2 separate regions of the Homo sapiens genome follow, and region 1 is linked to region 2. Evidence: chromatin loops called from intact Hi-C (ENCODE). Cell type or tissue: Calu3. All regions are shown on one strand. Links, peaks and the distances in the headings refer to the core of each region. The heading gives the core; the rest is flanking DNA. Region 1 holds the start of MIR6082 (microRNA 6082). Region 2 has its middle 150 kb from the start of LINC02382.

Evidence for each region. Peaks named below come from ENCODE experiments on the same cell type or tissue, not always from the same donor. Only the 100,000 strongest peaks of a DNase experiment are listed, where the experiment ranks them.
Region 1: it touches region 2 in a loop (6-fold over the local background); 3 of 110 quality-filtered maps call a loop at or near these places.

The regions. Positions count from the first base shown.
Region 1 is chr4:171,181,732-171,190,080 of GRCh38, forward strand. It overlaps MIR6082 (microRNA 6082), which reads left to right and starts at 4,453; the gene lies at 4,453-4,561. In Calu3, for the core only: no CTCF peak of the experiment used is centred there; a DNase peak (open chromatin) is centred at 5,180.
Region 2 is chr4:170,585,690-170,594,038 of GRCh38, forward strand. No RefSeq gene overlaps it. Among named protein-coding and RNA genes, the nearest start is that of LINC02382, 150 kb to the right of the region's middle. In Calu3, for the core only: a CTCF peak has its summit at 4,109 (motif pointing right); no DNase peak of the experiment used is centred there.

The sequences.
Region 1 (8,349 bases), core at 230-8,229, 600 kb after region 2:
TGGGCTTGCTCCTGCCAAAAGTAAAAGAAAACTACATCCAGAGCTTCAAATTATCCCTATTTCTTTTACGTATAATGTCAACACTCAATTAAATGTAATCAATCACAGGAGAATATAACACTTAATTGAAAACCAAGAGAAAAAAATAGACAAGAAAAACAGACTCACAGGATATACAGATATTGAATTTATCAGATTTAAATTTTATATTAAATTAAGTAATACGCTGAAGGAGTCAAATAACAATATTCAAAATTTCAGCAGAAAACTAGATACAATTAAAAAGAGGAAACAACATTTCTAAAATAAAATTACAATAAATGAAATTAAATAATCAGTGGATATAGTTAACAGTGAATTAAGCATAGCTGAAAACTTAATGATATGTCAGATGATGTCTCTATACTTTAGTATGGGGAAGGAAAAAAAGGATGCAAAAAGAAAAAAAAAGAAAAGCAGAAAAGAGTGTAAGAAACACCTAGTGGCTAAGAATTTTCTTAAACTGATCTTTAAAAATCCATAGATTTGGTCGGGCGCGGTGGCTCACACCTCTAATCTCAGCACTTTGGGAGGCTGAGGCGGGTGGATCACGAGGTCAGAAGACAGAGACCATCTTGGGTAACACGGTGAAACCCAGTTTCTACTAAAAATACAAAAAATTAGCCAGGCATGGTGGCGGGCACCTGTAGTCCCAGTTACTAGGGAGGCTGAGGAAGGAGAATGGCGTGAACCCAGGATGAGGAGCTTGCAGTGAGCCGAGATGGCGCCACTGCACTCCAGCCTGGGTGACAGAGCAAGAGTCTGTCTCAAAAAAAAAAAAAAAAAAAAAAAAAAAAAAAAAAATCCACAGATTTAAGAAGTGCTACCGAGCTAAGAAAGAGATATGAAGATATGACTGTAAAATCAGAGATTCATAGAATCCAATATTTTATCCATTATTCAAATTTTAGAACTAATTCCAAAATGCAGGCAATGGACATGCTTCTGTGAAGCAGAAAGTCATCTGAGACATGAAATGCAGGCTTCAGGTTCATCATCCCCACAGCGGAAATTACTTTTTGAAACCTAGACTAGATGAGGTTTGTAAGAAGGTAAGTGGGATGTCACTTCCCCTCACTTAGTGGATAATGATTAGCTTATCAATATCCCAATTTTATACTGAAGCTTGTGGGAGTTGAACCCACTAAGCTATAGATTCTAGGTTTATTTACTTCCTAAAATCATTAGTCAGAAATACTCTGTTTAGAACCTTCCATAGATAAGGACCCTGGTCACAAATTTCATAAGTCTACTAACCCTTAGGTTCACTTGAATTTATGTTGTCAAAGGAGTAGAATGAACCATCTTGTTTGTTTCCTGTGGGTGCTTCCTTCCAGTAAGAGTAGCAAATATATGACACAGGCCATTAAGACATAAGTGATCACTAGAATTTGTTTTACAAAGGGGAGGAGAAATTTCCCCTACAAAACATGTAAATTGTTATTTATAATCCTTCATGGGTATACTGATATTCTTTTGTAAGTTGAGTTACAATTTATCAACTGTTACACATAATTATTGAAACTTTTATATGTTGGAGGCATTCTATTGGGTATGTAATCTTCATAAGGCCAAACTCACTTCAGTTGGTTTCTACAGACATTATAGCAATTCAAGACTTAATCTTAGCGTCCAAAATATTTTCTTATCCTGAGGTTATGGTATGCACAACTCAGATTTTCAGGCGAAATAACTTAAAACTCTGTTACCAGGTTTCTATGACAAATAGATTAGTATTTTTCACACTATATGTCAGTTAAGATTACAGCAATATATTTCATCATTTCCCAACAGAAGCAAATTTTTCCATATTAGCAATGACGGGAGTGTGAACAGAGACTTTTTTTCAGCTAATCCTATATTCTATCTGGTTTGTGGACATATCTATATTCCAGATAGCATTGTATAGGTTTTTCATGGACACCAGCTTCTGTGTCATCATAATTATGTAACACTGTCCATCTATCCCCCAAGAAATTACACTGAGTGGTTCCCTTTTCCTTCATTTCTATCCTCTTGCACAACAAGTTCCAGGATATAGGTAATAGCATAAAATAAAAAGAAGATGCAAATCATTCCAACTTGAGGTGTTTGAGTCATTGGAAAACAATGAAAGCCATAGTATTCGTGATGACTTACCAAAACCTAAGGTTACCAAAGTTTCCCCGTAGGTATATGTCTTTGACTTGGCTCTGTAAGGCCCTTTACCAGAAAGCTTTCCAAAAAAAATCAAATTTCATTGTGATTTGAATATCTAATAGTTATCCCTGGGGGAGGTTAGGACTACTCCCAGAATAGTTCAGAAGTGAAAATACAATCATTATTGATCATTCTATTCTATTAAAATGGTGTTATCTTTCTATTGTGAGAGCCGCTTCTAATTCCCTTTAGTTTAAAAAGTTTTCCCTTCAAAAAGCCTCTAGTAATATTTTTTAGCCTCATTTAGTATAGCATGACTAACTCCTAACGTCTTCACTAAACTCTTGCTATCTCCTGGGCAGCTGCTGAACAAGTTACCTCATATTCTGTTTCATTGTACATTTAAACAACCGTACAATTTAGGAAAATGATCTGAACATCCAAACATTGGATATCTAACAACTGTCAATGGTTTTTTTTCTACCTCCAAATATAGCTTCAGCTGGGTATACTAAAAGGCTTCCCATAAAAGTTTTTTTTTTTTTTTGTCTGCTTCTGGAGGGAAAATATCTATCCTGTCAGATCTCACAATCACATCCATGCCTAACATCTTTGAAGTTATTCAGGTTCCATTTCGATTTTATTTAGATGAAATCCATGAAATTCACTTTTAACTTAATCAAACGATCATACAAATTGGGACATACTCAACAGGCAGCCACAGTTTGCTTTATATCACACCCAGGCAGCTGTTTGAATCATATATTGTCTTGATTTATGATCTCAAGGATGACAGAAGATCAACTCCACAGCATCTTTCACTTTATCCCATTGACTTGACCTTGAGTCATCAGAGTGTGCTACATACCGTCTTTTCCTCAGATTCACCAGGTAGAATTTCTACTGAAGATCAGTAGAAATCCAATCTCCTTTCTCCAGAGGTAACCAGTTTAGGATTTCTCTCAGCACTGGCTATTACTCAGTACCAGATCTAAGAAAGAGCACTGAGTTTATTCTCTTGCTCTGCAAGGCTAATATGGGGAATTATGTAACTACATCCTTCCTTGGGATTAGATTAACTTGTGACTGTCTTTGCCATCTACATGTCTTCTCCCCTTTTTCCACATTTATTACCTGTTTTGACCCAGACTTTTTCCCCATAATTGGAGTTTCTATTTCAGCATAGGTGCTACATATCTGGTAAAATAACAAAAACAAACAACAACAACAAAAAAGAAATAACAAAACAGGCAGTGTTATTTGGCAATGGAGCTGCCTTGATGCTTCAAGGCAGTAAAGATACTGCTCACCTACAAAATGCCTTTAGGAATACGAACAAGCAACTTCGAAGTAATCAATATTGTGTCTTGAGTATTGATTTCAGCTTTTCTGATAAAGGTAAGTTTAACCTTGAGCATAGAACACTGTACCAAACAAAAAATTGTTATATGTGTAGGATGCACAGTTTAGGAATTAGATCTCCATTTGTCACTTTCTGTTCAAAACACGCTTCCATTGTGAAACAAAGATTTTAATTATTCATTCTAATTTTCAATGAGGCTTCTGCTCTGAGATTGTTAAGTAAAATTTGTGTAATATTGTTTCCCTGTTTTTTTTCTATTTTCTACTTTCAAAACAGTGAAATGCATACTGTACCGTGATTCAGAGAAAAATATCCAGATGGGCTAAATTGATAGCTAATTCTTTATTTGAAATATTTACTTGTTTTCATGGTGTTGCTCCAGACAACATGAGTGAACTCTACAGGAAAATAGAGTTTGATCCCAATTAATACTCACATATCATATTTTCTGCCTACTGATAGAGGTCTATAGTCATCCATTAATACAATCTGGTTTGACCAACACCCAGTAAGACTCTAGCCATGTTTTACTTTTGGCTTTTAACAGCAGCTTCCTCAGGCATTTTTGGAGTAAAAATACTAAGAGGTATTCACTGAGCATCCCATTTCAATATATACCACAGATGCTGGTCTGCAATGTTGCAGTTGCAGATATTTCTAATGTCAACTAAACAATTGAATCATAAAGTTTTATGTAGACTGTGCCACTAATCTCCACCAGTCTTTTAATGATTATTTTTCTTTAGGACCTCTCTTAAATTCAGATATTTTTTCTATTGATTTTGTGAACAGGGCTTGGAAGGATTCTTAAATAAAAAATATTATCTTTTCAAAACCTGGAAAATGGGTAGTCTCTGAGCTTCATGTTGATTGGCAGAATCTGTGCAAGAGAACAATGTAATTCTCACAATTTGAAGAATACGTCTGGTTGATCCAGTCCACTTAATTCTGAGAAAGTCCACAGACTGGATCGGGTCTTGGATTTTAGCTGGATTCATTGACTGGGCTATATTTGTCATATGGACAACTACAGTCCTTAACTCTTCCTGAGCTGAGCAGACCCTGTCATAAATGGGTTTCTGTTCCACATGAATGAAAATTGTGCTTGACTGTCCTCCTGCATTAGAATGGAAGATAAGTTATTATCCAGGTTTTCAAGGGCATGCCAGTTCCCCTTCACCTATTGTTGCTTCATAGGCTCTACTGCATCAAATACAACAGAAGCAATCAGAGGAACCGTATTGTTTAATCTTTAATAGTCTATCAAATCCCAGGAAACATGTTCCTTGTGCATTGGCCAGAAGGAGTTATTTATATGGGAAGTTAGTGAAACCCCTGTTTCACCCATTCCCTTAAACGGAGCAGTGATCTCTTGTTATTCTCTTGAAATTCTGTTGTGCTTAATATTTACTTCTTTAGAGGGCACTGGTAATTTTCACCTAACATGTCTAGTTAAAACTGGAAGACAAGTTTATGTAATCATCCCATGACATGAATTGGTCAATTGAATTTGAGTAAATTCTCTGCACACTACCCCAGAGCAGAGGTGCCTTCCCCTTTATGTCTGTTATGAGAATGGACATGTCTCATAAATAGAGCTTCTTTTCTCTGGTTCCCTGAATGTGAAGACCCAGAGCGCCACCTGGCATGGAGTCATAGCTCATCTACAGCCTACCTATAATTTGAGCAACACGTATAGCTTTCTGTTGAAAGCTACTGAGGTATTGGGGCCATTTGTTGCTATAATGGTATTGATTAATACACTATCTTATGATAAATCTCAACAAATAGAGATAACAAAGGCAAACATTTCCTGGAAACTAATAGTTTCCCTGGATTATTCTAAATATATTGATTGCATTGATGAACCACATGTCTTATCTTCCTTGGTATGGTGATGCTAAGTTTTCTATTACTGCTATAACAGATTACCACAAATTTCGCGACTTAAGAAAACTCTGCAAATTTATTATTTCACAGTTCTGTAGATTGGAAGTCCAACAGAGATCTCACTGGGCTAAGATAAAGATAACAGCAGGTGGCGTTACTTTCTGAAGACTAGGAAAAAATCTATTTCATTGTGTTTTTCCAGCTTCTAGAGGTGGTGATTTACTTGTCTCATGGCTTTGTTCCTCCATCTTCAAAATCAGCAAAGTGGGGCTCAATACTCATGCTGCTATCTCTCTGGTTCTTGGACTCTCTCTCCAGCTTTTATATTCTAATTTCAAGAGCTTTTATGATCACATTATACCTATAAGGATAAATCAGGATAATCTCAATGTTTTTTACTTAGTCACACCTGCAACACGCTTTTTCCATGTAAGCTAACACATTCACAGGTTCCAGAGAGTAGGAAGTGGACATATTTGAAGGGTCACTATTCTACCTATTACAATACCATTGTCTCACGTTTTCTCCTTCATTGGAGCAAAATGGTTATTAATATATGGTCCCCAATTCATCTGGAGTATCAGTAATATGTGTGAATAGAAATACCTTGAAATTTGACCTCCTATACAAAATGTTCTCCATCTTTGTCATAACTTCTAAAAGATCTAATGAGTTAATCTAGTTCATTCTCTGCTTGGCTGACCCATGATGACTCACCTTTGTTTGATTTTGCATTTTAAACATCTTTTAATAATGAATTTCCTTTAACTGTTCCAATCCAAATTTTAAAGCTTTAGGGATATAAAACTTCATTTTCTCATAAAAATCTCATTCTTTTCATGAGTCTACAATAAATATAAATATTACTTTTAGTGCTAACTAAACACTGATGTGTTAATGTTTTATGTAGCTATATATATTAGATATCCTTTCTAAATATCCATCATTCTCTGTTACTGAAAGACTTTGTATTGCTTCTGCGGCCTGAGCCCCAATGATAACAAACCCCAGTGGATTCTTCTGCATTTTACTGAGCCAGTGTCTTTGACATTGATGGCTTACTGGTCAGCACAGGGAAACGACTGACAGGCTTATACACTTGTGGAACCTGATGAATACAGCATATGCCACAAAAGTCAATGCTGTTAATAAAGTTGGCATTATGCAGTAATGCGCAAATCTATGTATCGCAACATAGGATTAAACATTTTAGATTGAGACAGAGGCTGCTGATACTGATGGAATCGGCTTGAGAAACTCGTCAAAATTAGAAGGATTAGATACTAATTACTGGAAGAAAATGAAAAAGATCCATCATAATCACTTGCTGGTACTCTTATTTTAACTATACTGTCTTTCTCCCTCAATTCTAATCCTTATTTATTTACAACATAAATGTATGCTTTTATATACCCTAAGACTTATCTAATTACTTGTAAATAAAAGTCTGTCTTTTCCTCAGTGCCTTTTTGGGAAACCAATTGGTGTATATTGCATTAGCTGACCTCTCACATATTGAGTCTTAAATCAATTATAGTTATTATCATTACTGTCTCATCTTCTTCTATTTCTTCTAGGATATTATTATATTAATTTGACTGCTTATTTTCATGTTAATGCTATAATCATCTAAATGCTTTTCCTCCTCCCTATAAATACCTTATGGTTTCTTTAATGAAAATGAGAACAACAACAACAACAAAAAAAAAAAAAAAAAAGGGAAAGAAAGACTTCTACTTCTGTCCGTTAAGTATTAGCTGTTAGGAAATTTGCCATTTTGCCACAAACAACTGGGAAAAACAAACAAAAACTCAAGCAAGAGTTTTCAGACATTGACCAACAGGCAGTGCAGGGCTATAAACCCTGACAAAAAGAAAGGGAGCCCTATTATTTTACCAGATTTCTTCCCAGCTTCATTTTCCAAGGGATAGCTCAGGACTGGAGAATCGCAACAGCTTGGGAATCAGAATTTGAGAGGCTGATGAAGAATTCCTGACAAAAGGTTTGGAAAGGAGGAAGCTACATAAAGAGAAAGAAAAAGAGCTATGGAGACTTATATTGAATCTTTGGATGGTGAAAGGTGCAAATGTGAGAGGACAGGAAAGAACTGGTGGAAACAAAGGCCAAATAATCCACATCAGGCTGGAAGTTCACTTCTCAGCAGCAAGGTTGGAGAGTTCTATGTCGCACAGAGATTGGGCATAAAGACTTGCTCTTGAGGTGAGGCCAAATAGTCCTAAAGATGGCTCTGGGCCTGCGATAAAAAAAGCCTAACAGTGGGGCTCCAAAGAGGAAAATTGATCCTCAAATTGCATAACAGTGTGCCAGATCAAAATTCAAAAGTATTTTAATAAAATTCAAAAAAATGCAGGACTCAGCAACCAAAATCCACAATATGAGATGTCCAGTCAAAAGTTATACCTTAGTAAACTTAACAAAAAAAGTACTACCCTGTCAAATAGGTAGAAATATATAACCTATTTTATCAGTAGAGAACTCAGTCAATAGAATCAGATGAAAGACTAACAGATACTTTAACAAATAGATAATTTTCTTAAAATGGCTATTATAGGTTTTAAATGTTCAAGAAGGTAGAAGAATTCTTGGACATGGTGAACAGAAAAATGAATAACTTATTAGTTTCCTGTGGCTCCTATGACAAATTACCACAAACTTGGTGGCTTAATACAACAGAAATGTATTCTCTCGCAGCTCCAGTGGGCAGAGTCTGAAGTCAGTTTCACTGAGCCAAATTCAAGGTGGGGCTACACTCCCATAAGAGGTTAGAGGATAATCTGTTCCTTGTCCTTTCCCATATCTGAAGACTCCTGGCTTTTATTTTATTTTATTTTATTTTATTTTTGAGGTGGAGTCTCGCTCTGTCACCTAGGCTGGAGTGCAATGGTGCGATCTCGGCT
Region 2 (8,349 bases), core at 83-8,082:
TTGTCAACTACTAAGACAGAAATCCAGGCCAAATTGAAAATTTGTCTGACAAGAGGTAAATGTATTAACCACATTCTCTTAAAACTTGTTTGATGCAGAGGAATGATTTTGAAGTACTCCAACTATTTCAATGACTATTAGTAAATATTAGAAAAGAAAATGTGAGTAATTCAAGTAATCTGGCTGAAACTTTGTTCCAAACTGGAATTTGAGCAAATTACAGTCTCAAAGGATAAGTAGTGTTAATTTTTCATGTTTACCCTGGAAGTTCCCAATTAAATAAATAGACCATTACAATAAAGACAATAGAAGAGTCTTAATTAAACATAAAGGACAATTGACCCTTATAGGTTACATATGACAATATTTTAGTAATCAATGTCCCAGTTTGTCTGGGACTTTTCCAATTTTAGCAGTGATAGTCACAATTCTGAGAAACTACTCAGACCTAAGCAGATTGGAATGCTTGGTAGTTCTGTAATGAGGTCATTAAATTTAATTAAAGCTATCTAGTCTATTATATTTGAAAAGATGCAATTATGTTTTAAGATAAGTAAGAATATTAAATGCATATTAATTTAAAAATATTGACTGCACAGTCAATCAAGTTTACTTCAAATCATCTCTTTTAAGAAGTAATTTTGGCCAGGCACGGTGGCTCACACCTGTAATCCGAGCACTTTGGGAGGCCAAAGTGGGCGGATCATGAGGTCAGCAGATCGAGACCATCCTGGCCAACATGGTGAAACCCTGTCTCTACTAAAATACAAAAAAAAAAGTTAGCTGGGCATGGTGGCGGGTGCCTGTAGTCCTAGCTACTCAGGAGGCTGAGGCAGGGGAATCACTTGAACCCAGGAGGTGGAGGTTGCAGTGAGCTGAGATCGCGCCACTGCACTCCAGCCTGGTGAGAGAGTGAGACTCTATCTCAAAAATAAAAAACAAAAACAAAAAGTAATTTTGTTAATGAAAAACTTTGCTTTGGGTATTAAACAAATAAATCTGAAGTTGTAACTAAAATAGATTTGAAAACACTTATGTAGTAAAATAACAAACATTAATTGATTCGACTGTGTTCTAAACCCTTTGTTAGGCTCTAAAATAGTAAAGTAAATAAAAATGTAATTCTTTTTCTCTAGGAGATTATAGCTCCAAGTTTCTATGGAAACAATTTTCAATGTTAATATTCAGAGTACATAATTAATTTTATACTTACTTATGTGTACATAATGTCCATAACTAGTTATAGTCAGCAAAGATTGATGGTTTTCTTTTTGTTAGAAATATAGTGAAACTATATATTTTCATCGTCTACATTTTAGACAAAATAAGCTTATTCTTTTGGAAGCAAGAGTTATTTGGGCCAATTGAATATCATCGTACCAATTAAATACCAATTTTCAGAAAGTAATACATAATTGTATGCTTGTGTGCCTGAATCAGAAACATCCCCTTAAAGTAAAAAAGTAAAAAAAATACAAGGAATATGCAAATATCTGAGAAATAGCCTAAGGAATTAGCAGGTGCACCTGTAAGATGGTTATTTTCCTAGTCTTTTTATAAGATATTTGATATTTGGATGGCACTTTGTCTTGCAATAATGCTAAAAACCTTTGTTTGATTTCTAGATCAACCAAAGAAACCAATTTCACACATAACACAGACAAAAATTATACATTGGCAGTCAAGAGAACATATTTTGTAATTCTAGTGGTAAAGAAGGACGCATTAATGAAAACGTGTTTAGGGTTTCTCTACTTGCAATCAGTGTGATATTTTGACAATGTAGATTTGATCATGTCACTTCTCTACACATACACGTCACACATATACATACTCTCACACATGTTCACAGTTGAAACTCATTATTGGATTCTCATTGCTTTAAAGATTAAGACCAAAATCTTCCCCATATCCTAAATGCTCCTGAATAGTGTGCCATGAGCTTTATCCCATGAGATTCTCGATAGCATCTTCTAACTTCAGCCACATTGGCTTTCTTCCTCCATGTTACACATTCTTTTCACTCTTTCTAGAAAGTTCAGAGCCCTCTCTTTCCTGGATTATAGTTAGTTATCCCTCAGGTCTGAATTTAAGCTTTGCTTACCTGAGCCCCAAATGCAGGTCAGATTTATTTGCTTATATTGTTTCCTAGAACCCTGCTTCATGACATTATAGCATGTGCCTCAGATTGTTTTTGTGCATTCATTAGTAAGAGTATTTGATTAATATCTCTTTTCTGCACTGGTCAGTATGCTCCATGAGGTCAGGGGCCATGTCTAGTTTTGTTCACCACTGTATACCCCTAGCCTAGCACAGTGCCTTCATTATTTGATAAATAAATATTTAAATTAAAGATTTGTTTTATATACTGGCATTTGAGACAAAGTGTATTAATTATTAAAGGATGGCAAAGAAGATGAAAATAACTTTAAAAAGAACAACAGGAGAGTGTTAGGGTTTTAAAAGTTAATATAATTTGCTTCTTGTTACATATGATTTTGCTTCAAAACTCATGACTTTCCTTTTTATTGCTACAGGTAGGTACCCACCACCCCACTAAAATTTGTGAGTCATAATTGAGATGATTATTTTTCTCAAAAATGTCTAATGAGAGGGAGGTGAGAAACATTTTCAAGTAATTGGATAATAATCAGAAGTGGGAGGAGTCGATTTAGCAGGATGTGTATTTGTATCTCATAAGAATTTGGGTAAAGCAATATTTGCTAATCTGAGAGTGGTTGGAGATCAAAGAAAGTTGCATGGAGGTGGAGGTGAGAAGAGTGACATAAAGTCAGGTGATTCCCTGAGTCAGTTAACACACAACTTCATAATACTCCCCTGAGCTGGAAGGAGCAAATTGTGAGTTAGGATGGGAAGCAGTGAATAGGTTGCCCCTCATTTGTACAGATCTTAGGGAAATCAACTAGGATTAAAGGTTGTTTTGATAATCAGGTGTGTGTGTGTGTGTGTATGTCTATATATATACATGTATATAATAAATCTGCATGTTTTATAAGTTGATTAAATTAACAATGATTGACCAAATGAATTGCTATGTGTTTTTTCATAAAAACATGACACCATGTTTCATGGAAATCCTTAGCACATAAACTGCACTAACACTAAATTTAAAAATTAATACATTTCTGTATTAAAATTGATTAAGTAACTTAGAATTCAGTATGCCTACTTGAACTCCACATAGTGTAGTTTGACTTAATACACAAATAAATGAATAAAATAGAAAGATACTTAAGTGACGGCCCTGTTCCCCAAGATAAATGGATGTCGATGATACTTGTAATGATCATCACAGATGGAAATTAATAGCTTCCCATAGAATATCATTTCAGCGTTAAATTATGGTGTAATCAAAAATTATTTTGGGCTTATCTAAACTCTCTTGGGGGCATTTTAAGCTCCTATAACTTTATTGGTCATTGGTAAGGATGAAATATAATTGTTATGTGCTCTGATTATGGTTAATTCTATGTATATTTGGAAGAGGCTTTTGCAATCTTTGGTTTCATATTTTACAGTCCAGGTAAGCTTATGTGTCCAATTTATATTCATGAAATAGCTTCCCTTCTCTTGAATACTTTTGTCACCTTTTTTACAACTCCATTAAGTGTCCACAGAGCCCTTTTAAAATGTGAAAGAAACATAATGCTCATCAGCTTAGACTGGCCTTAAGATTATAATAATTAAAGCTAGGTAATGAGTATGTGCTTCCTCATTTTACTACTTTTATTTTTGTATATGTATGAAATTTTCCATGGTAAATGTTTGAAAATTTATCAGCGGAGCCTATTAGGTAAAGGCCAAGCGTGAATGCATGTACATGTGTGAGGTGGTCGTGGGAGCGGGTGAGTAGCTGGTTCTTCAGGTTTTGGATTCAGAGTTAGTGACTGCTTCTTGGAACTCCCATAACTCTGTGCTTCATTGATTCTGGATGGTGTTAGTGAAAGTGAATTTTGCCCAACTAAGTTTTGCTCCAGAAGAACGTGTTGCTTAAAATCTCCTGGTCTCATTATTTTTTATCTGTAACTATTTATTTGATTCCAGTAAGTACCTGAAGAGGGCAGCTTATCACCTAACAATTTTTCTAGGCATTTGCTAGTCATATGCCTAGTAATACTACCTGCATACACTATGTCATCCACCAGGGCACAACATTAGTCAACCCTCTTTTGCACACTCTTTCTCTAGCCAAGATTGTACAGACATGCTCCACATGATATTTTGATCAACAATGGGTCACTTAGATGCCAATGGTTCCATAAGATTATAAGGAAACTGACAAATTCCTATTGCTTAGTGACACTAGCCATTGTAATGTTGTCGCTGAATTACTTTTTTAAAAAATAAATGTAGTATAGTTTTAGTGTACAGTATTTGTAAAGTCTATAGTAGTGTACAGTAATGTCCTAGGCCTGCACGTTCATTTATCCCTCACTCACAGGCTCACCCAGAGCAACTTCCAGTCCTGCAAGCTCCATTCATGGTAAGTGTACTATATAGGTATATCATTTAAAAAATCTTTTATAGCATATTTTTATTGTTTCTGTTCTGTTTAGATATGTTTAGATACACAAATACTTGCTATTGTATTACAGTTGTCTACATTAGGAGTAATAGGTTGTACTGTATAGCCTAGGCATGTAGCATGGTGTACTATCTAGGCTTGTGTTATGTACACTCTATGATGTTTGCACAGTGGCAAAATCACCTAACAAAGCATTTCCCAGAGCATGTCCTCATCATAATATGATGCATAAACTGTAGTTTAATGGAGAAAACATTCACTAGGAGTCAGGAAAGCTGGGTTTTTAAGATTTTGTTGGCCAGGCACTGTGGCTCACACCTGTAATCCCAACACTTTGGGAGGCCAAGGCAGGTGGATCACGAGGTCAGGAGCTCAAGACCAGCCTGACCAAGATGGTGAAGCCCCGTCTCTATTAAAAATACAAACAAAATTAGCCGGGCATAGGTGGCGGACACCTGTAATCTTCAGGAGGCTGAGGCAGAGAATTGCTCAAACCCAGGAGGCGGAGGTTGCAGTGAGTCGAGATCACGCCACTGTACTCCAACCTGGGAGACAGAGTGAGACTCTATCTCAAAAATATATATATATAAATAAATAAAAATAAATAAAAAAAATAAAATTATTTGTTAGCCCCAGATGATTGAGAAAAATTCACATACCCATGTTTCTTGGCTCACTAAAAATTCATGAGGCCTAAACTCATATCTACAGGTCACACCTCTTGTTTATTTCTTATTAACCCTTTCCCATCCCTAGACGTTCTCACGCTTCAGACCTCCTTTTATTTGGGCTGTCACCAATACAGACATTCTTCTTTAATGAGAACACCAGGTCCTGGATTGCAAATTCTTTCAATTGTCATTGTCTTCCTCTTTATGAATCAATGTCTTCAGTGTGTCTGCATCATTCTCCTTTCCCTTTTTCCCCACTTATTTGTGACTTTGCTCACATTTTCTCTGCCTGAATTTCTCTACCACAATTTGGTTACTTGGCAGAATCCTGGTTTTTACTTTAGTCACAAGCAGAGGTCAGTGGTTACAAAACATTTTCATCTGTTCCTGCGGATGGAATCAATGACTCGGCCATCTCTGTTCCCACAGCACTAGCTTCAGAGCTCTATCGGAGTGGAGTTTTGTAAAGTGATTGTCTTCATTTGCTTCATTGATTAGGCTGCTCCTCCTGCTAAATGATGGGTTCCTTGAGGGAAGCACATCTTTTCTAATTTGTATCCCTAATTCCAGTGCACAGAACGTGGGCCATTGTAATAGGCACTTAGTAAATTTTAACCAGAATTGAAATATTTTTCACCTCTGCCTGAGGAAAAACTAAAAACATAGTGCCTCTTATCCAAAATAATAATAACAATAATCTGTGTTCTTGATTCCATTTCTTTCCACATTTTAAAACACATTGCTTTCCTAGATTATCTTTTATTTTGTTTGCATTTTCTCTTTTCCACTGGCTTTTGTTTTCTTGTTCAAGAAATCCTCACATCCTGCCATTCAGGGGCTTCTCACTTCCCAAACCTGAAACCTCTGGTCCCAGTTGTGCGTTGGCTCACTGATGTTTTTTCTCTCCCTTCTGCCATTCTCCATAGGTTCTCATAATGCTTCCTGACAAATGCCTGAGTGCTGGGCCAGCAGAGGCATGTCTGGGAAGAGGAAAGGAGGGGGAAACAGGCAATTTCCACCATTCACTCCTCCAAACACCTCCCAGATTTCTGAGATTCTCTTTCTCAATTTTTTCAAGCACGGTGTTTTTGTCTTTTTCTGAATGCTCTTCTCCTTATTATAAAAAGAGTTTTTTTCAGAAAATAAAAAAATCCCAAACACTTTGTCTTCAGCTGTCCTCTCTCTTTAATTTTTTTACACCAAAAAAAGTTTTGCTGATATTACCTGCTCTGAAGATGTTTTTGAGTCCATTTGGATCATTCCAAAATCTAGCTTTCTAACCACTGTCTATTTTGTATGTCCTCTATCTGCTTTTCCAACCTCTTATTATATAAATGGATCTCCACTTGAATGAATAAACTACATTGTCAATACATCAGACTTAAGGCCAAGAATTAAACAAGTCATCTTTTCTCCCCAAACTGTTTTTTTCCTGCTATTGGTGTTATCTACTTCTGTTAAAGACTCTACCTTTTCTTTTGACTCTTTCTACTCTCTTAATCCTAAATTCAGTATGTTGCTAAATGTAATCAACTCTACTGTGTCTTTATCTTTTGTTTCTAGCCTCTTCTTTCCATGGTGGTTGTCAAATGCTAAAGTATGCCCTATGTTACCGCAAAATAAAATCATCTACCCAGTTCTAGTTTCTCCGTGATACAAAACATTCCTCATAGCTTTTACAGATCATTCTTCCCAAACCACATTTTATAGAAAGCAATTCTCCTGAGAAAGAGCCAGCAGTGTCCCCTCAACTTGCTGAATTAAGTTTAAACTCCTCTAGCTGGTGTTCATGGCCAGCCACAGGACAATCTGAGTCTCTTTACAGATTCTTATCGAGTTTTTGCCATTTCTGTACTCAATGCACTAATCTCATTGGAAAGCTCTGTAGACCCTGAAATTGCCCTAAAAGTTCTCCTCCTATCTTTGCTGCTTTTAATTCTTCTACCTGGAAAGATAACCATTTCTTTCAGCCCAGCATAGGGAAAGCCAATCCAGTATTCAAAGCTCATCTACAAGCTTATTTTTTTTTGAAAATCCTTTGCTATTTTGCATCTAAGCAGAAGCGATCTCTTTTCTGATCCATCAAAACATCTTGTTTGCTCCTTTTTTTGTGACAATCTATGTCATGTTTTCTATTGTTTACTGATACTTGTGTTTCATCCTCTCCTATTATTATAAACTACTTAGAAGCAGAACTTATGCCTTACTTATGTTTTATTTCTTGCACATAGTAAATGTTCAGTGAACATCATTGGATTGACGTAAAGTAGCTGTAGGACAAGGGCTTAACCTCTGAGATGCACTTTCCTCATCTGTAAAACCAGGAGGTCTCACTCTAAAGTCTCTTTTAGCTGTTTAATCACTCCAAGGGTTTTTTGGAATTCTGGACTGTAGGTTAGAAGGGAGAATTTTCACAGACATTATAAACTTTTTAACGAATTTCTCCTCCTGAAGTTATTACTTTAAGAGCGGTTGAAAATGGAGAGGGCTAGTGCTTAATGACATGACACTTGATCGACACTTCTTACCCAGTTTTTGGGTATGAAGACTTCTGGAACATTCTTGGAATAATAAGATTATAAAGTCCTAGAGCTATTGGAGCTGAACTTTGTATCTGTTTTTTAATTGCTGAAATGGTTAATAACAATATAGCAATATTTATTGAGTATTTACTACATTGCCAGACAGTGTGTGGTAAATTATTCACAATTATCTTATTATTTCTTACAACAAAGCGTACAGTAGGTACTATTATCCTCGTTTCATAAAGAAATTTCAGAAGAGAGTTTAGTATTTTATAAGCATCTAGTAAATTCTGTGACTACGTTCCTTATATGTAGTTTGATCTTATTCTCATAAAGCTTGCTGAACATTGTTTTTATTGCTTGCCTTTTCCTTACTGTTTTTTAACTTAATCTTACTAATTTTAAAATTTTTACTTATATTTCATATGAAAAAATAATGCAAATTTATTTACTTTGAAAGCCTGTAAATTTTGACAAGTGAAAATTTGGACCTTAATTAACCTGAAGTCATATATTGCTCTACAAAAGCATTCAAATGTCAATATGTGATCCGTGGCCCACTGGTAGGTCTTGGTGAGGTGGAAAATATCTCGAACTGACTGGAACT